2 separate regions of the Homo sapiens genome follow, and region 2 is linked to region 1. Evidence: read pairs that join two places in POLR2A ChIA-PET (ENCODE). Cell type or tissue: PC-9. All regions are shown on one strand.

Region 1 (8,000 bases):
TAACAAGAAAGTGAAACAGCCTTATTGCTGGTAAGAAGAATGTTTTCATGGACTGGAAAGATCAAACCAACCACAATATTCCATAAGCCAAAGCAAGACCATAACTCTCTTCAATTCTATGAGGGCTGAGACAGTTGAGGAAGCTGAAGAAAAGTTAGAAGAGGTTGCTTCATGAGGTTTAAGGAAAGAACCCATCTACATAACATAAAAATGAAAGGGCCAGGTGTAGTGGCTCACACCTGCAATCCCAACACTTTGGGAGGCCAAGGCAGGCAGATCACTTGAGTCCAGGAATTAGAGACCAGCCTGGGCAACATGGTGAAACCCTGTCTCCATAAAGAACAAAAAAATTAGTCGAGCATGGTGGCATGTGCCTGTAGTCCCAGCTACTCAGGAGGCTGAGGTGGAAGGGATTGCTTGAGCCTGGAGGCAGAGGTTGCATTAAGCTGAGATTGCACCACAGCACTGCAGCCTGCAGACTGCAGCCTGGGTGACAGAGGCAGACCCTGTCTCAAAAAAAAAGAAAAAAAGAATTACACTGAATCTATTCTGCCTGTGCATTATAAATGGAACAATAAAGCCTGAATGACATCTGTTTACAGCATGATTTACTGAATATTTTAGGTCCACTGTTGAGACCTACTGCTCACCAAAAAAAAATTCAAAATATTACTGCTGGCAGGTGGATTGCTTGAGGCCAGGAGTTCGAGACCAGCCTGGGCAACATAGTGAAACCTCATCTCTAATAAAAACACAAAAATTAGCCGGGTGTGGTGGTGTGTGCCAGTAGTCCCAGCTACTCTGGAGGCTGAAGCACAAGAATCGCTTGAACACAGGAGGTGAAGGTTGCAGTGAGCCAAGATCACGCAACTGCACTCCAGCCTGGGCAACAGAGCGAGAATCTGTCTCAAAAAAAAAAAAAAAGAAAGAAAAGAAAATTAGCCGGGCACGGTGGCTCATACCTGTAATCCCCGTACTTTGGGAGGCTGAAGTGAGTGGATCACCTGAGGTCAGGAGTTCTAGACCTGCCTAGCCAACATGGTGAAACCCTGTCTCTACTAAAAATACAAAAATTAGCCAGGCGTGGTGGCACACACCTGTAATCCCAGCTACTTGGGAGACTGAGGTAGGAGAATTGCTTGAACCTGGGAGGCAGAGGTTGCAGTGAGCTGAGATCATGCCACCGCACTCCAACCTGGATGACAGAGCAAGACTCTGTATGGGAAAAAAAAAATGTATATACACACACACACACACACATATATGTATATACTTGTGTGTGTGTGTGTGTGTGTGTGTGTGTGTATATATATTACTGCTCATTAACGGTGCACGTGGTCACCCAAGAGCTCTGATAGCAAGGTACAAAGAGATTAATGTTGTTTTCACGCCCATTAACACAACATCTGTTCTGCATCCCATGGATTATGGAGCAATTTTAACTTTCAAGTATTACTATTTAAGACATATTTCATAAAGTTACAGCTGCCATAGATAATGATTTCTGTGATGGATATGGGCAAAGTGAATCTTTCTGGTAAAGATTTACCATTCTAGATGCCATTAAGAACATTTCTGATTCACGGGAGGAGGTCAAAATATCAACACAAATAGGAGTCTGAAAGACGTTGATTCCAACTCTAATGGATGACTTTGAAGGGTTCAGGATTTCAGTGGAGGAAGTAACTGGAAGTGTGGTGGAAATAGGAAAAGACATGGAATCTGAAGATGTGACTGAATTACTGTAACCTCACGATGAAACTTCAACAGATGAGGAGTTTGAGGAGTTGCTCCCTGCTTTTTTGGAGACAGGGTCTTACTCTGTTACCTAGGCTGAAATGCAGTGGCGTACCACAGCTCACTGAGGCCTCAACCACCCACGCTCAAGCAATCCTCCTGCCTCAGCTTCCTGAGGAGCTGGGACTACAGGCATGTGCCACCACACCTGGCTAATTTTTGTATTTTTTGTAGAGATGGGGTTTCACCATGTTGCCCAGGCTAGTCTCAAAGTCCTGGGCTCAAGCAATCCGCCTGCTGGGATTACAGGTGTGAGCCACCACACCCAGCCTTAAGGAGTTGCTTCTTATAGATGACCAAATAAAGTGGTTTCATGAGATGGCATCTACCCCAGTGAAGATTCTGTGAACATTGTCGAAATCATAAAAAAAGACTTAGAATATCACATAAACATAGTTCTTAAAGGAGCCGCAGGGTTTTTTTTTTGTTGTTTTTTTTGAGACGGAGTCTCACTCTGTCAACCAGGCTGGAGCGCAGTGGCGTGATCTCAGCTCACTGCAACCTCTGCCTCCCGGGTTCGTGCCATTCTCCTGCCTCAGCCTCCCGAGTAGCTGGGACTACAGGCACCCGCCGCCACGTCCAGCTAATTTTTTGTATTTTTAGTAGAGACGGGGTTTCACCGTGTTAGCCAGGATGGTCTTGATCTCCTGACCTTGTGATCCGCCCTCCTCGGCCTCCCAAAGTGCTGAGATTACAGGCGTGAGCCACTGCGCCCAGCCATGAGCAGCAGGGTTTTGAGAGGATTGACTTTTGTTGTTGCTGTTGTTGAGACAGGGTCTCTCCGTCACCCAGGCTGGAGTGCAGTGGCACAATCTCAGCTCGCTACAACCTCCGCCTCCCGAGTTCAAGCAATTCTTGTGCCTCAGCCTCCCAAGTAGCTGGGATTACAGGCGCCTCCACCATGTCTGGCTCATTTTTGTATTTTTAATAGAGACAGGCAGGGTTTCACCATGTTAGCCAGGCTGGTCTCAAATTCCTGACCTCAGGTGATTCACCCACCTCAGCCTCCCCAAGTGCTGGGATTACAGGCATGAGCCACCGCATCCAGCCTTTAAAAAAACAAAATTATTTATTTTTTATTGGGGGACGGTATGGGGTGGGGAGATAGGGTCTGGCTCTGTTGCCCAGGCTGGAGTGCAGAGGCACAATCTTGGCTCACTGCAACATCTGCCTCCCAGGCCCAAGCAGTCCTCCCACCTCAGCCTCCCGAGTAGCTGGGACTACAGGCGCATGCCACCATGCCCAGCTAATTTTTGTAATATTTTATAGAGATGGGGTCTTGCTATGTTGCCCAGCTTGGTCTCAAACTCGTGGGCTCAAGTGATCCTGGTCTTGAACTCCTGGGCTCAAGTGATCCTCCTGCCTCAGCATGAGAGGCTGTGGCAGAAGAACTGCTTGAACCCGGAAGGCAGAGGTTATAGTTAGCTGTGATCACACCCTGCACTCCAGCCTGGGCAACAGAGCAAAACTCTGCCTCAAAAAAAAAAAAAACTGTTTTAATTTGTCCCAGCCACCCCAGCCTTCATTAACCACCACCCTGATCAGTCAGCATCCATCAATACTGAGGCAAGACCTTCACCCAGCAAGATTTACAGCTTACTAAATGTTAAGATGATCAATCAGCATTTTTTAGCAATAATTTTTTTTTTTTTGAGACAGAGTCTGGCTCTGTCACCGAAGCTGGAGTGTGGTGGCACAATATTGGCTCACTGCAGCTTCTGCCTCCCAGGTTCAAGTGATCCTCCCACCTCAGCCTCCCAAATGGCTGGGATTACCGGCACACACCACCACCACGCCTGGTTAATTCTTACATCGTTTTGGTAGAGATGGAATCTTGCCATGTTGCCCACGCTGGTCTCATGGAGCTAAAGGGATCCACCTGCCTTAGCTTCCCCAAGTGCTGGGATGGAGCTACCCACCAGGCCACAATAAAGTATTTTTTTAATTAAGGTATATACATTGTTTCTTTAGACATAATGCTACTGCACACTTAACAGAATGGAGTGTAAACATAACTTTTTATCTACTGGGAAACCAAAAAATTAGTGACTCATTTTATCACAATATTCATTTTATCACAATGGTCTGAGGTATGCCTGTATTTTTTTTTCTTCTACCATGTGAACTATTCCAAAGATAACAGAAAAAAAGTACAGACTTACAGTAGCTGCCTAGCTTCTTGCCACGGTCTGGCACAACGGAAGTGCCATCATTCCTCCCTGGTTTTATTCAAGTACCCAATGCATTCCTCACTTGTCAAGGAAAGTAAACTCAACTGGAGCCACAGCAGCTTGTTGCCTGGTCTTCTTCCAGGACCAATGCAGCTTCTGTGCCAAAAATAGAACTTGAAAGGAAATACTGACTATAAAACAAAAGCAAACAAAATAGTGGCCTGTATGTCTTCTTGCTCTGCCAGAGTTGTTTTTAACAAAAGACTTAAAAGCCACCAGGTATGGTGGCTCATGACTGTAATCCCAATCCTTTGTGAGGCTGGAGGAACACTTGAGGACAGGAGTTCAAGACCAGCCTGGGCAACACAGAAAGACCCCATCTCTACAAAAAGAAAGTAAAATAATTGGCCTGGCACGGTGGCTCACACCTGTAATCCCAGCACTTTGGGAGGCCAAGGTGGGTGGATCACCTGAGGTCAGGAGTTGGAGACCAGCCTGGCCAACATGGTGAAACCCCGTCTCTACTAAAAATACAAAATATTGGCCGGGCACGGTAGCATGTACCTGTAATCCCAGCTACTTGTGAGGCTGAGGCAAGAGAATCACTTGAACCCAGGAGGCAGAGGTTGCAGTGAGCCAAGATCATGCCACTGCACTCCAGTCTGGGCAACAACAATGAAACTCAGTCTCAAAAAAGAAAGAAAAGAATTAGCCAGGTGTGATGACATGAACCTTTACTCCCAACTACTTGGGAGGTTGAGGTGAGAGGATCACTTGAGCCCAGGAGTTCGAGGTTGAGTGAGCTGTGATTGCACCACTGCACTGCACTCTAGCCTGGGCCAATAGTATAACATCCTAGCTCTTTAAAAAAAAAAAAGAAAGAAAGAAAAGTACTCAAATATTTTATGTTACATCAAACAAAACAAAGTACAACCGAGTGCAGTGGCTCACACCTGTAATCCTAGCACTTTGGGAGGCCGAGGCGGGGGGATCACAAGGTCAAGAGATCAAGACCATCCTGACCAACATGGCGAAACTCCATCTCTACTAAAAATACAAAAATTAGCTGGGTGTGGTGGTGCACACCTGTAGTCCCAGCTACTCGGGAGGCTGAGGCAGGAGAATCGCTTGAACCCAGGAGGCAGAGGTTGCAGTGAGCTAAGATCACATCACTGCACTCCAGCCTGGTGACAGAGCAAGACTCCGTCTCAAAATACATACATACATACATACATACATACATACATACATACATACATACATAGTACTATACCATGTAAACTGTTAGTACTAATAGTACTTTTTTAAATTTCTTCTTTTTCTTTTTTGACAGTCTTGCTATGTTGCCCAGGCTGGCTTCCAACTCCTGGGCTCAAGCAATCTTCCTGCCTCAGTCTCCCAAGTACTCAGGACTACAGGTACACGCCACTCTACCCAGCTATGCTTACTCTTTAAAAAGCACATTAGGGCTAGGCGCAGTGGCTCATGCCTGTAATCTCAACACTGTGGGTGGCCAAGGTGGGTTAACTGCATGAGCTCAGGATTTCAAGACCAGCCTGGGCACACGGCAAAACCTGTCTCTGCAAAAAATACAAAAATTAGCTGGGCATGGTAGCACGTGCCTGTGGTCCCAGCTATTCTGGAGGCTGAGGTGAAAGGATCGCTTGAGCCCAGGAGGTTGAGGGTGCGGTGAGCTGAAATGGCACCACTGCACTCCAGCCTGGGAGACAGAGCAAGACCCTATCTCAAAAATAAATAAATAAGGTGATATAGATAAGGGGGAAGAAGAGGGAGAAGAAAGTAATTTCAGGTCTGGGAAGGGCTCTCCTAAGATACAACATTTAATCCAAGAGCTAAAAGGAACCAACCACACGACTGTTCCAGACAGATAGCGCTATATAATGGTGGATTTCATTATTCATGTTAATTATAGTTAATCAATTAACTATTTTATTATCATTATGTCCAATAGCCCCAAGCTTCTTCCAAATTCCAGCTTGGGACTCACACTGTAGACCAATGAGAACTGGGAACAAAAAGGGAGGGGTGGGAGAAGTCAGCCACAGTGGCTCACGCCTGTAATCCTAGCACTTTGGGAGGCCGAGGCAGGTGGATCACTTGAGGTCTGGAGTTCGAGACCAGCCTGGCCAACATGATGAAAGCCCATCTCTACTGAAAATACAAAAATTAGCCAGAAATCGCTTGAACCCGGGAGGCAGAGGTTGCAGTGAGCCAAGATCGTGCGACTGCACTCCAGCCTGGGCAACAGAGAGAAACTCAGCATCAAATAAAAAAAAATTTTTAAATGGTGGGAGAGGGAATGACATGCTTCATTTTTAAACTTAGGTTTAATGGTGTCAATGAAAGAACCATACAAAGCTAGTATACAACATCACTTTTAGGAAGTATAAGAAGTTAGTGGATGGTCATGGGAGTATTATCAAAAATAATGCTTGTTCCAATGGATCTGGAAGGAGGAAAAAAAGATTCAAATCCCAGCTGTCCTAATTACTAGCTATGTTACCCCACCTCCCTCCTCAGTTTCTTCCTTTTTTGGAACAGGGTTTCAGTCTGTCACCCAGGCTGAGGCTGGAGTGCAGTGGCATGACCAGAGCTCAAGGCAACCTCTGCCTCCCAGGGTGAAGTGATCCTCCTGCCTCAGCTTTCCAAGTAGCTGGGACTACAGGTGCATGACACTATGCCCAGCTAATTTTTGTGGTTTTAGTAGAGACAGAGTTTCACCATGTCACCCAGGCTGATCTCCAACTTCCTGGGCTCACGCGATCTGCCCACCTCAGTTTCCCAAAGTGCTGGGATTACAGATGTGAGTCACTGTGCCCAGCCCTGCCCTACCTATCTAAAACAGCAGGGCAGTTACAAAGACTAAATAATCGAGATCCTCCCTACCAGTGACACTGCCTCTGGATAAGGGAAAGCCATGTCTCTGAGAGTAAAAAAAACATACAGCTCAGCCACTCATTAAGAGAGACATCTGGGGCCAGGCACCGTGGCTCATGCCTGTAATCCTAGCACATTGGGAGGCCGAGGCAGGCGTGTGACTTGAGGTCAGGAGTTCAAGACCAGCCTGGCCAACGTGGAGAAACCTCGTCTCTACTAAAAATACAAAATTAGCCAGGCATGGTGGCACATGCCTGTAATCCCAGCTACTCTGGAGGCTGAGGCAGGAGAATTGCTTGAACCCACGAGGCAGAGGTTGCAGTGAGTCGAGATCGTGCCACTGCACTTCAGCCTGGGCAACAAGTGTAAAACTCCTTCTAAAAAAAAAACCACCACCCTATAGTTAAGTAACAGAAAGAAAACATCTCTGGTGTATAAACAAACAAGGAATTAAAGTTTAGGATACATAGGAGCTTTACAAATTAGAAAAGACAATCTACTAAGAAAAACAGACAAGAAAAGACAATCTACTAAGAAAAATGGACTAAGAACCAGAGTAGGCAATTCACAGTAGTACAAATGACCAGCAAACACATGAAAACGTGCACAACCCTTCCAAGCATTCAGGAAATGTAAAATAAAGAAAATGGTATTGTGGCAAAAATTAAAAACTTTAAATGCATATATCCTTTAGACTCAACAAGTCCATGGCTAGAAATACAGCACAAGTACATCAAGATACAAAAGATGTAGATACCAATTGGGGTTTTAACAAAGATGAAAAATATAACAAGGATATTCACTACAATATTCTACCTAAAAAAAAAAAAAAGAGGAGAAATAAATAATGACCATCAATAGGGGAATATAAACTCCAACTTGATGCAAGCTCCTTGAGGTGAGAGATTTCAGTTTGTTCTGTTTGTTGAATATATCCCCAGTAACTTGCACATGACAGGTACTCAATAGTTCTTTGCTGAATTAACAGATGAATGACTAAATAAAGGACATCCAACAACAGTATATTACATAGCCATTGAAAATAATGCAGTAGATGTCCATATACAATTACCTAAAAGGATGCCCATGCTACAATAATTGAAAAAAAAAATGCAAGCAAAATAACATGATTGT
Region 2 (8,000 bases), 51 kb after region 1:
AGCCGGTAGAGTACTTCCTTGGTGGTCAAATTCTGAAGGGCTAAATGTGTATGTGCGTGAATGATCACAAACAACCGTACTTGCGGTGTTGTTCGTGTAGATGATGACAAGTCCTACTGCTGGACAGAGTGAGTGGGTGCCCTCTGCGTTCCATAGCTACCTCATATGGCTTAGGGCAGATCCTGCCGTGGGATTTATACCAGCACACCAACGCTAAGAGGGGCCTAATTCTCCCTCAGGGGAGCAGCCAGAGAGGACAACACAAGTTCAGTGAGCGCAAAGGACCTTCAGAGGGGGAAAGGGAGGAAACAGGTCAGCCTTCCAGGGCAGCAAGGCAAGACACTCCCTAGTTTGAGGGTTTGAGCCTTCCAGGGCAGGCAAGGCAAGACAAGACATCCCTAATTTGAGGGTTTGAGCCTTCCAGGGCAGGCAAGGCAAGACATCCCTGGTTTGAGAGGTTGAGTCTTCCAGGAAAGCCAAGACAAGACACCACTGGTTTGAGGGGTTGAGCCTTCCGCAAATTTCAGGGGGTTGAACCTCACACAAACCTCCGGTAGTAAGGAAAATATTCAGAACTCCCCTTTCCTTTCTTCTCAGGGGAAGAAAGAGTAGCTCCACTCCTGCCGGTTCCTCCCCTAGGGGAAGGGCAAGGAGAGGGGAGAACAGCGGCATAAGTGGCTGGCAGAGGCAGGGAAAGACCAGCAGAGGAAAGAGAGAGAGGCAGAGAGACAAAGAGGGAGTCAAAGAGAGAAAGAGAGAGACAGAGTCAGAGAGAGAAGCAGTAAAGAGAAAACAGTGTACCCTGTTCCTTTAAAAGCCAGGGTAAATTTAAATTTAAAACCTCTAATTGATAATTGAAGGTCTTCTCTGTGACCCTGTAACACTCCAATACCACCTTGTTGTCACTGTAAACAAGGGTGTAGCCCGAAAGCACTGAGGCCACTGACAACCTGTAGCCTTCCTTTTTTTTTTTTTTTTTTTTTTTTTTTTTGGCCAGGCACAGTTGCTCACACCTGTAATCCCAGCACATTGGGAGGCTGAAGCCGGCGGATCACAAGGTCAGGAGTTCGAGACCAGCCTGACCAACATGGTGAAACCCCGGTTCTACTAAAAATACAAATATTAGCCAGGCGTGGTGGTGGGCATCTATATAGTCCCAGCTACTTGGGAGGCTGAGGCAGGAGAATCTCTTGAACCTGGGAGGCAGAGGTTGCAGTGAGCGAGATTGTGCCATTGCACTCCAGCTTGAGCAACACAGCGAGACTCTCTCAAAAAAAAAAATTTTCTGTGGAGACAAGAGTTTTGCCACATTGCCCAAGCTGGTCTTGAACTCCTGGTCTCAGGCAATCCTCCCAAGTGGGCCTCACAAAGTGCTAGAATTACAGGTGTGTGCCACCATGCCTGGCTCCAAATTTCTTAACCTGATATTCAGTTCTTAATCACCGTCTTTTTATCAGTCTTTCAGACTAATTTCCCTTGGTTTCAGACATACTGTTTTTTCTCCATCTTCTCCCTTGTTTCTCCACTGCTTTCTAGTCTAGTTGTTGGGCCCATCTCAGGTACCATCTAATGTAGGTAAATTACCAGAACACCAAAACTAAAAATATCATTTTTTTTTTTTGAGATGGAGTCTCGCTCTGTCACCCAGGCTGGAGTACAATGGTGCAGTCTTGACTCACTGTAGTCTCGGCCTCCCAGGTTCAAGCAATTCTCCGGCCTCAGCCTCCTGAGTAACTGGGACTACAGGCACACGCCACCACGCCTGGCTTTTCATATTTTTAGTAGAGACAGCATTTCACCATGTTAGCCAGGGTGGTCTTGATCTTCTGACCTCAAGTGATCCACCCGCCTCGGCCTCCCAAAGTGCTGAGATTACAGGCGTGACCCACCGTGCCTGGCTTTTTCTTTTTTTTTTTTGAGATGGAGTCTCGCTCTGTCACCCAGTGTGGAGTGCAGTGGCACAATCTCGGCTCACTGCAACCTCCACTTCCCAGGTTCAAGCGATTCTCCTGCCTCGGCCTCCTGAGTAGCTGGGATTACAGGTGCCCGTCACCACGCCCACCTAATTTTTGTATTTTTAGTAGAGATGAGGTTTCACCATGTTGGCCAGGTTGGTTGCAAACTCCTGACCTCAAGTGATCCACCCACCTCGGCCTCACAAAGTGCTGGAGTTACAGGCGTGAGCCACCGCACCAGTCATTTCTTAGATGAATCTTAATTGTTCGTGTGCATGTGAGTCAGTACTTCTTGATTGGTAGCGTGGATTCAAATTGTCTATTTCTTGAAGGTAAGGAGTAATCCTTTTATAAGCTTTAAAAATCCTCTATTGGCCAGGCATGGTGGCTCACCCCTGTAATCCCAGCATTTTGGGAGGCCGAGGCAGGTAGATCACCTGAGGTCAGGAGTTCGAGACGAGCCTGACCAACATGGTGAAACCCCATCTCTACTAAAAATACAAAAGTAGCCAGGCTTAGTGGTGCATGCCTGTAATCCCAGCTACTCGGGAGGCTGAGGCAGGAGAATCTCTTGAAAACCCGGGAGGTGGAGGTTGCAGTGAGCCGAGATCATGCCATTGCACTGCAGCCTGGGCAGGCAACAAGAGCGAAACTCTGTCTCAAAAAAAAAAAAAAAACAGAAAAAGAAAATCCTCTATTATTTTTTTCAATTATGTTTCTTTTTTTTTCCCCCAATTTAATTTATTTATTTTGAGGCAGGGTCTCCCTCTGTTTCTCAGGCTGGAGTACAGTGGTGAAATCATGGCTCATTGCAGCCTGGAACTCCTGGACTTAAGCGATCCTCCCACCTCAGTCTCCTGAGTGGCTGGGATTACAGGTGCGCACCACCATGCCCAGCTAATTTTTTTTTTTTGGCAGAGACGGGGTCTCCCTATGTTGCCCAGACTTGTAATGAACTCCTGGACTCAAGCAATTCTCCCACCTCGACCTCCCAGAGTATTAGGATTACAGGTGTGAGCCATCATGGCTGGCCTGGATGTGAAAGTTTTTAGAATTCAACCCTCGAGTCAGTTTTTCTACCTGGAAATGGAGTTAAAATTAAATATTCCTAGGGATTTGCTTGGGACCTGTGTCTCCCTCACAGAGTTGTCCCAGGAAAATCATATCAGCCTTAGAGTACATTCCATGTTTTCTAAATTGCCCTAGGACTGGACGATCCTTCTTTACATCATTTAAATGTTTTTATTCAGTACCACTGTTTTTCAAAGAATTGTGCTAAGTAATGTGACTGTTAGAATCCCTTTGTGATCTAGGAGTTTATAATCTAGTTGAAAAATAAATGTAATTGGCCAGGCGTGGTGGCTCACGCCTGTAATCTCAGCACTTTGGGAGGCCGAGGCAGGCAGATCACCTGAGGTTAGGAGTTCGAGAACAGCCTGGCCAACATGGCAAAAACCCGTCTCTACTAAAAATACAAAAATTAGCCAGGTGTAGTAGCGAGCACCTGTAATCCCAGCTACTAGGGAGGCTGAGGCAGGAGAATCACTTGAACCCGGAAGGCAGAGGTTGTAGTGAGCCAAGATCGTACCACTGCACTCCAGCCTGGGCGACAGAGCAAGACTCCTTCTCAAAAAAAAAAAAAAAAAGAAAAAGAAAAAAGAAAAAAAGAAGAAAATGTAATTGCATCAACATAAGCAGGTGGTTCACAAGTTCAGAGGAAGAAAAGTCCTTTTCAACTGGGATTATTAGCGAATACTTGAAGAAGATGGAATAGATCTAAAGGGAATTAACTGCTGCTTCAGTTTCTTCTCTTTCTCATCTCTTTTTACTCTGTACTGTTTCGTTATAGTAAAAAATATTATAAGGTAATTTTTTTGGGGAGGAGACGGAGTCTCGCTGTCACCCAGGCTGGAGTGCAGTGGTGCTATCTCAGCTCATGGCAACCTCCACCTCCAAGGTTCAAGCAATTCTCCTGCCTCAGCCTCCCGAGTAGCTGGGATTACTGGCATGTGCCACCACGACTGGCTAATTTTTGTATTTTTAGTAGAGATGAGGTTTCACCATGCTGGCTGGTCTCAAACTCCTAACTTCAAGTGATTCATCCGTCTAGGCCTCTCAAAGTGCTGGGATTATAGATGTGAGTCACTGCACCCAGCAAATTTTTTTTTTTTTTTTTTTAAGACAGGGTCTCACTCTTGCCCAGGCTAGAGGGCAGTGGCGTGATCTTGGCTCAATCTCTGCCTCCTCAGTTCAAGCAATTTTCCCACCTCAGCCTCCCGAGCAGCTTGGACTACAGGTGTGTGCCACTATGCCTGGCTAATTTTATTTTTGTACTTTTTTGTAGAGACAGGGTTTTACCATGTTGGCCAGGCTAGTCTTGAACTCCTGACCTCAAATGATATGCCTGCCTCGGCCTCCCAAAGTGCTGGGATTACAGGCTTGAGCCACTGCACCCAGCCTGCTTGACTGCTTGGAACCTTTGTTTTTTATTGTCTAAAATTCGAAACTAAACTTCACATGGAGCTCCCAAAGATTTTCATAATCTGACTATTAATTTTCATTTCAACCACCATCTTTCTAATTCTATGTGTGTATCTTATTTATATGTCAGTTGCTTGATAGTCTAGACCCTTGCTCTGTCTTCTACCCTCTTATTCCAATAAAATTCTCTTCCCTGTGTCCTGATCTATATTTCAGTTCCTATTCCTGGGTAGAAAAGATAAAAGCTGCCATTTATTTTTTAACACTTTATTTTGTTAGAGGCGTTTTAGGTTCACAGCAATATTGAACAGAAGATACAGAGATTTGCCATATACCTCCTGCCCAAACCCATGTGTAGCCTCCCCTATCACCATCCCCCCACCATCTTGATACATTTGTACCTACACTGAGGCATCATTATCATCCAGAGTGTGTAGTTCACATTAGAGTTTACTCCTGGTATCGTGCATTTTATGAGTTTGGAACAATTTATAACAACATGTATCTACCATTATAGTATCTATCATACAGAGTAGTTTCACTACCCTGAGTACTGTGCTCTGTCTACTCATTCTTTCCTCCCCACTAACTCCTGGCAACCACTGATCTTTCTAGTGTTTCCAAAATTTTGCCTTTTCTAAGATGTCACATAGTTAGAATCACACAGTATGTGGCCTTTCCAAATTGGCTTCTTTCACTAAGTGAAAACTTAAAGTTTTCTTCACATCTCTTCATGAATTGATAGCACATTTCTTTTTAGTACTGAATAATATGCCATTGTCTGGATATACCACAGAAAAGCTACCACTTATTGATTGATGATAATATTGGTATTAAGGCTGAGGGCAGTGGCTCACGCCTGTAATCCTAACACATTGGGAAGCTGAGGTGGGCGGACCACTTGAGGCCAGAAGTTCAAGACCAGCCAACATAGTGAAATCCCGTCTCTACTAAAAAATAAAAAATTAGCTGGGAGTGGTGGTGCATGCCTCTAGTCCCAGCTACTCAGTACGCTGAGGCATAAGAATCGCTTAAACCCAGAAGGCAGACTGCAGTGAGCCGAGATCATGCCACTGTACCCCAGCCTGGGTAACAGAGTGACCCAGTGACCTGTCTTAAAAAAAAGAAAAAAAAAAAAAAAAAAGAAAGAAAGAAAAAGCTCGGGTGTGGTGGCTCATGCCTGTATTTCCAGCACTTTGGACTTTGGGAGGCCGAGGGGGGTGGATCACGACATCAGGAGTTCAAGACTAAGACAGTGAAACCCCATCTCTACTAAAAATACCAAAATTAACCAGGCATGGTGGTGCGCGCCTGTAGTCCCAGCTACTGGGGAGGCTGAGGCAGGAGAATTGTTTGAACTCAGGAGGCGGAGGTTGTGGTGAGCGGAGATCGTGCCACTGCACTCCAGGTGGGCAACAGAGCGAGACTCCATCTCAAAAAAAAAAATTTTTTTTAAATATATATATATAGCTATTAAAAGTTACTATTTGTGTGTCTGTCCCTGGGCAGTGTTAAATGCTTAATATACATTATATCATTCATAGTCCCGGTTTTTCAAACCTCTTTTGCTGTAGAATTTTTTTTTTTTAACACAAATGAAATCTTATACAAAACACTATTTAAAATACAAGAGGCTGGGTGTGGTGGCTCATGCCTGTAATCCCAGCACTTTGGGAGGCTGAGGCAAGTGCATCACCTAAAGTCACGAGTTCAAGACCAGCCTGGCCAACATGGCAAAACTCTGTCTCTGCTAAAAATACAAAAATTAGCCAGGCATAGTGGCAGGCACCTGTAATCCCAGCTACTCTGGAGGCGGAGGTTGCAGTGAGCTGAGATTGCACCACTGCTCTTTAGCCTGGGTGACAGAGCAAGACTCTGTCTCAAAAAAAAAAAAAAAAAAAAAGCAAAAAACAAAACAAAACAAACAAACAAAAAAACAGCACACCTGTGATCCCAGCACTTTGGGAGGCCGAGGTGGGCCAGATCACTTGAGGGCAGGAATTTGAGACCAGCCAGGCCAACATGGTGAAACCCAATCTCTACCAAAAATACAAAAAAAAAATTAGGTGGGAATGATGGCACATGCCTATACACCCAGCTACTCCAGAGGCTGAGACATGAGAATCGCTTGAACCTGGGAGGTGGAGATTTCAGTGAGTCAAGATTGTACCACTGCACTGCAGCCTGGGCAACAGAGACCGTCTCAAAAAAAATAAAAAAAGATTTGTTACAAGTTTATTTTTGAAATTTATACTGTTTTTTCAGTTATAAAAGTAGTGAGAATGAGACTGTTGTGATATGTAGAAAATTTGAAATTGGGTTATGAAGAACTGTTATGGACCTAAATCCATCTCTGCCTCTACTTTATTTCTATATTAAGAAAATGTTGATAAATTAAAAAAAAAATTCAAAAAAATAAAAGTAAAAAAATAAAATCTTCTGATACTAGAAAAAAAAAAGAAAATGTTGACTTAAAGAGAGTTGCAAATGGTCTCAGTTAAGAAAATACTTTTTGAAATAAATTACAGGTACACATCAGATCAATTTAAAAGTTATCAGAGGGTATACAGTGGCCGTCCTTTCTTAGCTGCCTCCTTCCCTGCCCTGGAACCATTGTTACCCTAGTCTAGGTACATATACATGCATATAGTTTAAAGTTTTTAAGTTTAAGCATTTCGCCTATATTTTTGGCAAACTTTAAATTGATGTATAATATATTTATGGAAGGGCACAAGTACAGCTTGCTAAATTGTTATAAAATGAACACACCTAAGTAACTGGCACTCAAGAGCCCTGCTTTGCACTGTACATACTTTAAAAATGATCTTGGGGAAGGATTCATATCAGTTTGATTTACAGTTGCTTATAATTTTTTTTTTTTTTTTTTTTTTTTTTGAGACAGAGTCTTGCTCCATCGGGCTGGAGTGTAGTGGCGCGATCTTGGCTCACTGCAACCTTTGCCTCCTGGATTCAAGTGAGTCTCATGTTTCAGCCTCCTGAGTAGCTGGGATTATAGGTGTGTGTCACCACGCCCAGCTAATTTTTGTATTTTTAGTAGAAACCGCATTTTGCCATGTTGGCCAGGCTGGTCTCAAACTCCTGGCCTTGAATGATCTGCTTGCCTCAGCCTCCCAAAGTGCTGAGGTTACAGGCTTGAGCCGCCTCGCCCGGCTAATAGTTGCTTAGAAATTTCTAATAATTACACTGCATTCCATTGTATGGTTATATCATGATTTATTCAGTTTCATATTATTTCAAACAAAACTGGAAGTAAATATCCTCATATGTATTTGATGGTAAGTAAGCAGCTTCTCTGCGTATTTGTGTATAGGGTAGTGTGTGGACCTAAGCTTGTGTTTCTCTTGGGGGGAACCCAGAAGTAGAATGGCTGGGTTATATGCTAAGTGTATAATATTTACAAGTTTATTTTATTTTTTTTAATTTTTTTGAGACAGAGTCTTGCTCTGTTTCCCCAGCTGGAGTGCAGTGGTGGGATCTCGGCTCACTGCAACCTCTGCCTTCTGGGCTCTTCTCATGCCTCAGCTATTCTCATGCCTCAGCCTC

What was found. ChIA-PET counts read pairs that join two places held together with the same protein. Peaks named below come from ENCODE experiments on the same cell type or tissue, not always from the same donor. Only the 100,000 strongest peaks of a DNase experiment are listed, where the experiment ranks them.
Region 2: POLR2A ChIA-PET joins it to region 1 with 12 read pairs; 27 of 35 experiments call an interaction of 5 or more read pairs at or near these places.

What each region holds. Positions count from the first base shown.
Region 1 is chr20:47,564,245-47,572,244 of GRCh38, reverse strand. The region is part of intron 1 of NCOA3 (nuclear receptor coactivator 3); the gene reads right to left. Among named protein-coding and RNA genes, the nearest start is that of NCOA3, 66 kb to the right of the region's middle. In PC-9, no CTCF peak of the experiment used is centred here; DNase peaks (open chromatin) are centred at 4,034 and 6,674; H3K27ac peaks cover 4,537 bases.
Region 2 is chr20:47,513,053-47,521,052 of GRCh38, reverse strand. All of the region lies in intron 1 of NCOA3 (nuclear receptor coactivator 3), which reads right to left. Among named protein-coding and RNA genes, the nearest start is that of NCOA3, 15 kb to the right of the region's middle. In PC-9, no CTCF peak of the experiment used is centred here; a DNase peak (open chromatin) is centred at 4,081; H3K27ac peaks cover 1,056 bases.